2 separate regions of the Mus musculus genome follow, and region 1 is linked to region 2. A link is a loop called in an ENCODE intact Hi-C map of the cell type or tissue named here. Cell type or tissue: left cerebral cortex. All regions are shown on one strand. Each heading gives the region's core, and the rest is flanking DNA. Links, peaks and the distances in the headings are about the cores only.

What was found. Hi-C counts contacts between places; a loop is a spot of excess contacts. Peaks named below come from ENCODE experiments on the same cell type or tissue, not always from the same donor. Only the 100,000 strongest peaks of a DNase experiment are listed, where the experiment ranks them.
Region 1: it touches region 2 in a loop (3-fold over the local background); 4 of 42 quality-filtered maps call a loop at or near these places.

Annotation. Positions count from the first base shown.
Region 1 is chr8:107,601,426-107,605,826 of GRCm38, reverse strand. No RefSeq gene overlaps it. Among named protein-coding and RNA genes, the nearest start is that of Psmd7, 15 kb to the right of the region's middle. In left cerebral cortex, for the core only: a CTCF peak has its summit at 2,613 (motif pointing left); a DNase peak (open chromatin) is centred at 2,609.
Region 2 is chr8:107,880,166-107,884,566 of GRCm38, reverse strand. No RefSeq gene overlaps it. Among named protein-coding and RNA genes, the nearest start is that of Gm39242, 48 kb to the right of the region's middle. In left cerebral cortex, for the core only: a CTCF peak has its summit at 2,537 (motif pointing left); a DNase peak (open chromatin) is centred at 2,530.

The sequences.
Region 1 (4,401 bases), core at 208-4,207, 280 kb after region 2:
TAACATGTCATCGGAATTATCCATTCAATCTGGGCATGGCGGGCAAAGGAAGAAAAATTGGGCAAGCAGGGGGCTGAAGGGATGGCTTAGCAGTCAAGTGCACGTAGTGATCTTGCAAGGGACCCCAGTACCCACATCAGGTAGCTCACAACCATCTGTAACTCCACATCTGGGATATCCAATATTCTCTGGCCTCTGTGGCACTCTCACACACATAGACACACATAGACACACATAGACACACATAAACCCATACAGACGCAGACATGCTTGTAATCTTAAAACAAACAAATAAATAAATATGAGTAAATTGAACTTCTTCCTTTATTTAGGTTATTTTGACTTGAATTCTTTGGAACTCCCTTTGCTTCTGACCCCCATCCCTTATGAGTGTGTGTGTGTGTGTGTGTGTGTGTGTGTGTGTGTGTGTATGTGTGCACATGTGTACACACACACACACACACACACACACACTATGTAATCATAGCATACCAGGCAAGCACAACATATTTCTTCATTTCATTTCTCATGGATCCAACCAAAGGTAAGAATAAAAGTTGCAGATCTTGGCCAATCCAGAAATTCCTATATTTTGCACCTGGGTGAAATAATATTAATTTGAAGTACTGGGGTAGGCAGGAAGGAGCTATGAGCCACAGGGTGTTCAGAGGGGTTTGTAAGATTCTGCATCTCACTGGAAGAAAAGAGATTTTCGTTTTCTTCTTGATCTTACACACACACGCTTCACGGTGTATTAAACACTTCGTAACAAAAATGAAAAAAGGGGGGGTGGGTATGGGGGACCTTTGGGATAGCATTGAAAATGTAAACGAGGAAAATACCTAATAATAATAATAATAAACTTGGAAATAAAGAAACATCACATACTGAAAAAAAATGAAAAAAGAAAGAAACAGAGCAAATCAGATTTTATTTTTTGAGAAGCTTCGTTCAATTTCCCCAGAAGCACACAGTGCTGTTTGCGTTGCTGGTCTATTGAATGCCAGCCACTGATGTCCCAGGCTCTTTACCAAAGCCACTTCCCCATTCCCTTGCCTGGCGTTTCCCTGTTCCATAGTCTCCCATCCCTATTCCAACCTTCCCACAGGGCAGGAGCTGTACTCATCACTTTCACAGAGGAGAATCTAGATTCTATATTCTCTGTGTTTGAGACACCTACAAGAGTGTTTTGCATACTCAATATTTACTCAGTGCAGTTTAGCATAACGTATTTATCCAATTTATGAGTTAACATAGGCTAAATATGCACATTTCAGCCAAATCTGGTTTGCAGCCTCCAATGGATGAATTCTTCCCGGACGCACTGACCACACTGACATTGTCAGTGACACCCACTAGGGTTTGAGCTAGTGTTCTCTTCTGCCCGGCGAATGATTGCCACAATTGGAGACACGAGCTCATTTGAAGGAATGAAATGAGCTCACCAAACGATCATTTAACAGACCTCGGATAATTATCAATTTCCTCTCGAAGCTAACATTTGCTCAAAGAAAAGGAGGAGATTCTATTAATAATCAAAACACTTGACTTTCTGGATCCATTCCACTTAATGAGGAGAACTGCGTTCTCCGGGCTTGGGTCACAGCCAGGTGGTCTCTTACCAGGAATCATTTTCAACTTCTAATCACAGCTCAACAGCTACGCTCTAAATCGTATACAAGTATTGATATTTGCAGTTAAATTATATCAAATGTCAATGCAATCAACTCATTAGCAGGCTTAGAGCAAGGCTTTGCGCTCACTACCTGCTTCTGCCGCTCTTTGATTAAGCAGTCTAGGGGCCAGATTCCTTGCCTCTCTCCCAGCTGATCAGCTCCGTACTACTGCTAATATAAACCAAACGGGTATAAGAAGGAGACGTTAAAAGAGAAGGGGAAAAAACTTACGAGTACATCACTTCCATGCTCTTCAGATTATCAACATGCTAGAGTCTAGCAAGAAAATCAAATGAGATTGCCAAATAGAGAATCATTTTGACAGAGGATCACAGGAGGTCATTAAGAAAGTCTCTAATTGTCCAGAATCATCCCGTCCTGCTACCATCCCTCCAACTTCCTGACTGCCTGGGATTTTTAAATCTGTCTTGCTGCTTGTGAAAACCATGAGCCACCTCGAGTGCTTCTGGTGCATGTGGGATCTGCAGGCGCAAGGTCAATGGGGCTTTCCCGGTATGCTGGCCTACTGCTCCAAACTTTATATCTCTTCTGTCCCTCCGTTATTGCCTGACATGATTTAACAACTGTTATTCCTTATTTAATGATGTCAAAGGTTTTTAGGAAATTGACCGTATTTCACCAACGATATATTTCTTCTTGATTACGGAGTGGTTAAAATGATTTTAAACCAAGACAGCAAAATAAAGCAGTAATAAAATCAATAAAAGGTGCTTAAAACATTCCTTCTATTAGGTAATGGCATTTAAAATATCCGTAGCTTGTAATGGCACTTAGGATATGCCCAAAAATCAATGAGCTAAATTACTTATTGAACTAGTTAATTTGAACATTGAGTTTTTTATGTATATTGATAAAATGGGCTACAGGATACTGGCAAGTAGCGATAGCGCGTCCATGGTCAGATGGCGCCCTCTGCTGGAAATACCTGTTAAACAATTTGTTTTCCAGTTGCGGAACAAAGATTTTTTTTTTTTTTAACTTAAATATATAACTCCAAAACATTACCAAGAGAGCCTACTAAAATTCATCAGGATAGTACAACACTATTCATCCATACACTCTTTTAAACGGTATCTAAGCTGGGCATGGTGACACACACATATAATCCCTTAGATACTGAAGAAGAAGAGTTGAAAGCCAGCCTGAGCCATATACTTAGTGAGTCCCTGGCTCAAAAAAAAAAAAAAAAAAAAAAAAAAAAAAAAAAAAATTCTTGCAGAATATGACATTGTACATTCAGTATCAAATAGCAGATAAAAACCAAACTTTTAACTATTTCAATTTTTTCCTTCCTCATTTCCCAAATATTATCCTAGGGCTTCAGTATATTAAAAATGAGATTCTAAAAGCCGGCACTTCTTCTCTTTGAAGTCAGAGGGAAGGAGTTTAAATTTTAAAGGTGAAAGCTTAAGTCTACGCTCAAGGAAAAGTCTCCATTCCCGGTAGTTTAATTGATCAAAATCAAGTTTGAACTAGCTTCGAAAAGGCGGTTTGAGCAGCTGAGATATCAGCGCAGTAAAGAGTTTCTCATTCCCGGGTACAAGTTATAGAAGATTCCCCAGAGCTATTGCTGCCCCCTTCCCTCTAACATCTCCTATGCAAAAGTATTGTGAGGGAAGCCAACTGCTTTGCACTTGCCCTGCTAAGCCTTACGCTGGCTTGGCGTTCCAACCCGCTCACCTCTTTCAACTCCAGCTACAAAGGGGAGCTTCGGAAATTATGATAAAGGGGTTATTTGACAATAACCGAAAATGGTGTGTAGTTCCTTTGAGAAAATAGTCCAAAATATATCGTTTGGGTTTTGAAGGATACCATTAGTCGGTCTAGACATCACGCACACTTTACACAGGTCAATTGGGTTCAAAATAATGGATCTATTAAAAAAAGAATTGTATGTAGTAACGAAGGGAAAGTTTGAGATTGGGTTTTGATCTTTGTTTAGTTTTAGGGAGCAGGCTCTCGCCCTGTGGTTTATGTGTGAACTCACATTCTTCTCGACTCAGGCTCCCAACGGGCATCCCAGGGTGCACCACTGTGCCTGAGCTAAAGGAAAAGTAATCAGAGAGCTTGGCATGTGTGCATTCGAATTTTATCCTATAAGCATTGAAAGGGTTTCATAAGTTTGTTTTTTATATATTAGTGTATGTGTGTGAGAGTATGTGTTTGTGTCTGTCTGTCTATCTGTATATGTGCCTGTGTTCATGTGTATGCGTCATGTATTGTGTGTGCGTGTATGTCTTTGTGTGTCTGTGTGTGGGGTGTCTGTGTGTTTTTGTGCCTGTCTGTGTATGGTGTGCCTGTATATGTGTGTCTCTGTGCATCTGTGTGTGGCGTGTCTGTGTTTCTGTATATGTCTGTGTGTGTGTGTGTCTGTGTGTGTATGTCTGCATCTCTGTGTGTCTCTGTGTATGTGTGTGTATGTTTCTCTGAGTGTGTCTATGTGTGTCTGTGTGTGGTTTCTGTGTGTGTGTCTGTGTAGAGTGTGTGTGTGTGTGTGTGTGTGATGTGTGTGTGACATACACTAATATATCATCTTACCAGGCCTATTTGCTAGTCATTTCACTTTGACGGGCAAACACAACACCTTAACGGAGTTGGATAATAGCACACACAGAGAGCTGAAGCAGAAGAATCGCAAGTTCTAGGCCAGCCTGGGTATTCAAGAAGATGTGTTGAAAGAAAAGGAAAGAAAAGGAGAGAAAGG
Region 2 (4,401 bases), core at 233-4,232:
TGTAAGCCATCAACCATGTCTGGTCAAGCAGTAGCAGTTCCATTTTCAATTTTTCAAGGACCCTCCACACTGGTTTCCTCCATGACTGAATGCACTTCACCTCCTACCAACAGCTCCCAGATAACAATTCTTTGTTTTCTTTCCATCTCTGGGGTTCTTTCTCTGTAAAAACAAAACAGAAATCAGCATTCAGAGAGAGAGGGAGAGAGAGGGAGAGACAGAGAGACAGAGAGACAGAGAGACAGAGAGACAGAGAGACAGACAGACAGACAGACAGAGAGAGAGAGAGAGAGAGAGAGACCATCTAAATCACTTTTCCAGATGAGGCAGGAGGACATGCTACATACGGCAGATGTTCTAGTGGGCAGTGCCAGTCATCTCCCCATCACCCCACCCCACCTCCTTCTCCTCACTTCCATACCCGCAAACACGGCCGGCTATGTTTCTGTTTCGTAGGACAAGCTACATAAACACACATAAATACGGTTAGATTTGAAACATAAGATCTGTAACAGCCTCTGACACCGAGAACACACTTGATAAATAATGAAGCAGTGTCTTCCTCCAAGATGGTGGGAATTTACCATCGGGAAGGGAGGCAGAGCCCCCTCTACCCTGACACACACAGAGTTCAAGACACCACGAAAAGAATACCACCCAGGGTCTCCATCCATTTGTCTCATGTGCCGGCTCAACCCAACCCACCTTCATCTTCCTCTGAACTAAGACAAAGGGGTCTAATGTGTTCCGGGCAGTGTCACAAAGCACATCAGGAGTGAATGGGGTTTATAAGATTAGATACTTTCTCTCCAGGCAGTGGGTCAAATCAGAACCTTCGCTCAGCCAGCCCAGTGCATAATCTCCTTTGATCACTTTCAATCAGACTAAGTGTCTGCAATCTGTACAATGGCCACTAATTTAGTGGAAACAAATAATTTGGAGAGCCTGATTATCAAAAGATGAGACAGAACGCAAGGTCCAGACTGGATAAGCATGCTGGAAGTTTGCTCTTGCCTCATTTTTTTTTCAAAGCTGCCATGACCCATACAGCATTACTGCATTAGGGACTTAGAGTTGGTCTGCTAAGCTTAAAAATAAAAAGAAGAAAGAAAGAAAAGAAAAAAATGGATATTGGATATTGTCACACACACACACCCTCATGAGTTCCTCATTTAAATAAGGAACAGGGTACAATGCATCAGTTAAATCGCAAGCCTTTGTCACTGACACACGCAGCCATCCACTGCCTGGACAACTTAACATGAAAGGGTTTCATTGTGTGAAAACCAGAGCCTCTTTATATATATATATAAGATAATGTATAAAATTCTAGTTATACAACTGGCCGGCATCACAAAGCTCTGTGGGTCCTGGAAGCCTCTCTCTCTCCCCCACCATGGATAATAAGGCATGGGGTTTTGCTTGCTTTGATTAATTTCAGAATATTGCACTGAACCTGCATAATCCCTAAGACAGCAGAGTAGAGGAGAAAAAGTGATGGGCAATGATAAAAAAAAAAAATGAAATGATCAGGCAAAGGCTGTGTTCTATCCGTGCTGTACAACACACAGGTATGCACATGTGCACACACACATGCGCACACACATATACACATACACACATATATGCATACATACACATGCACACATAAACATATATACACACACACATGCATGCGCTAGAGCGTGCACACATACACACACACACACACACACCATCACCACCACCATTACAAAACTGATTTCAGCAAGTACTAACCACAATAATGGTCAACATACAAAATGGTCTTTGACTCTAGGACTTAAATGATATGCACGAGGCTGCAGCAAGCTTAAACAAAACCTCTGAGGTGTCGCCAGGGCTGTGATCAGATATATAACATCACTGGGAAATGCACACCGCCTTTTTTTTTCCTCAAATCACAGCAGCCATTATTTATACAAGTACTGAATATGGAAAAGGCTCTGACAACTTTACAGTGGTGTTTGGATGGATGAAGATGCGGGATGATGGATGAGGGAGACAGAGGATTCCCTTATTAAAGCATCAAATTCGCCTCTAAATATCAAACAGACATCTTAGCCCCAAACGCGTACTGCTTCCTACTCAAAATCATATAGACCGAACACATGAACGGCCTTTCTTTGATAGAAAAAAAAGGCAGGGTGTTCGCCTAATGAGTAGTGTTAATTTTGGACTAGGCCATTAAGTACCTTTTTTTTCTGCATAATGTGAACTCAGAGTCCATGCCTATCAAACAAGAATAAACGTGACAATTTGCAAATATAAATGAATGTTGGCAGAAACGGGACAGATCCCCACCCTGCCATTCTGTTCTAAAATTTTAGTAAATAATTTCAGCAGATAGCATCTTCCAGCTATATTTTTGGTGTCTTTCTTGACAGGAAAGCTGCTATGAAGGGATGAAAACTCACCATTTACTCTGTGATTTTTTTTTTTCTTTAATACTGTGCTCGGATTAAAAATATAGACTCATACATACAATGTTGGTAGCACTGCAGCGCCCACTAGTGGACATTCTGGAACCACGGAGGCTCCTGTCTCCAGCGTACATTCAACAAACCAAGTGTGTTCATCGTAAAAGTGTAAAATCAAAAACGAACAAAAGAACATAAGATAAAATGAGCCTGATTTACGAAGTGTGGCAACTTGATTCTTATTGTTTCCATATGATGATGAGGCTGGTACTTTTTTCCACAAACCTCAACTCTACCTTGGCTCTTCCTGTAAGATTAACAGTAGGCAGAGAAACATGGGCCTGATATTCATGAAGTGTCTGTGTCTAAGGAATCTTGCCTAAGAGTTCAACTAGAACACGAGAGGGTCCGGAAGCAAACAAACAACAAAACCAAATGCCTGTTTGTAAAAGAAGCCAGTTCTACCCTAGTCACTGCATGGGCTAGATCTCGCCTATCTCTGCCTCCCAAAGCAATGACACCACTGGGAAGTGGTCTTTTGGTATCAGCATGGTCTAACATGTAACCCAAGAGTAATGTGATTATAACTTACCAGGAAACAATATTTACATGTTGCTAGTGTTTCCGGTTCCTTTCCTTACAATGAAAAACAAGTTTCCTTTGGTCTTTTAATGTTTCTAAGTACAGTGATGATTAAAGCCCATATCTCTCTCTCTCTCTCTCTCTCTCTCTCTCTCTCTCTCTCTCTCTCTCTCACACACACACACACACACACACACACACACACACACAGAGAGAGAGAGAGAGAGAGAGAGAGAGAGACAAAGACAGAGACAGAGACAGAGACAGAGAAATATTTTTCACACATAAGCCTAGAGATTTTTCTTTAGTTTCATGTCTAAGAATTTGTATATTTTTAAGGAGCTTATTTTAGAAAAAAAATGCTAACACATTTCTAAAACTTCATTCACAAAGCTGTAAAGGAACAAAGCATTCTTAATTCGTGTTAACGAAGACATCTTATTTAGCAGGTGTGTGTTGAAAGGAAACAACGCAAGCCAGGAAATCAAGACTAAACTAGTTTTAAAATCCAGAGGGTTTGCCCAATGCAAATTAGGAGTTGTGTTTTAACACCTGAGAACTAGTGATATCATATCAGCCAATTGTGGAGGTCTGAGTCTTTGCTTTCTCTGAGAAAGAAAGAAAGAAAGAAAGAAAGAAAGAAAGAGAGAGAGAGAGGGAGGGAGGGAGGGAGGGAGGGAGGGAGGGAGGGAGGAAGGAAGGAAGGAAGGAAGGAAGGAAGGAAGGAAGGAAGGAAGAAAAAAAGAAAGAAAGAAAGAAAGAAAGAAAGAAAGAAAGAAAGAAAGAAAGAAAGAAAGAGAGAAAGAGAGAGAGGGAGGGAGGGAGGGAGGGAGGGAGGGAGGGAGGGAGGGAGGAAGGAAGGAAGGAAGGAAGGAAGGAAGGAAGGAAGGAAGGAAGGAAGAAAGAAAAGCTTCCTGAGCAGGTGGAAGTGAGGACTCTTTGGATACCAGTGAGCCTGACTGGTGACCCTGACCAGAGAGTTGCTTCCAGGCTCTTTCCTGAAATATGCCACTGTCCCTAACTCTGAAGCCATCAGAAGCCCAAACCTGGGCACCTCCTCTTTGTTGTGTCTTGACACAGACACATCCTTCTTGATTCACAGTTGAGCAGTCGAACCTTTGTATGGGTTGTTTTGGAAAGAAAGAAGGTTAGTAAAAAGAAGGAGGAGGAGGAGGACGATGTTGGTGGTGGCGGCAGCGGCAAAGGAACTGGGAAGCAGTTTCTGCCATGACAGCATTGCCCACATCTCTGAACCCATTCCCAACATTGGTTTGAGCTCCTCAAAGACACAAACAGGCAGTAAATGAGCGAAGGCAAGAGGTAACTACCTAGAGCCTGGACTGCAGGTCAGATGGCAGAGCCCCTCCTTATCCTGTGGGAA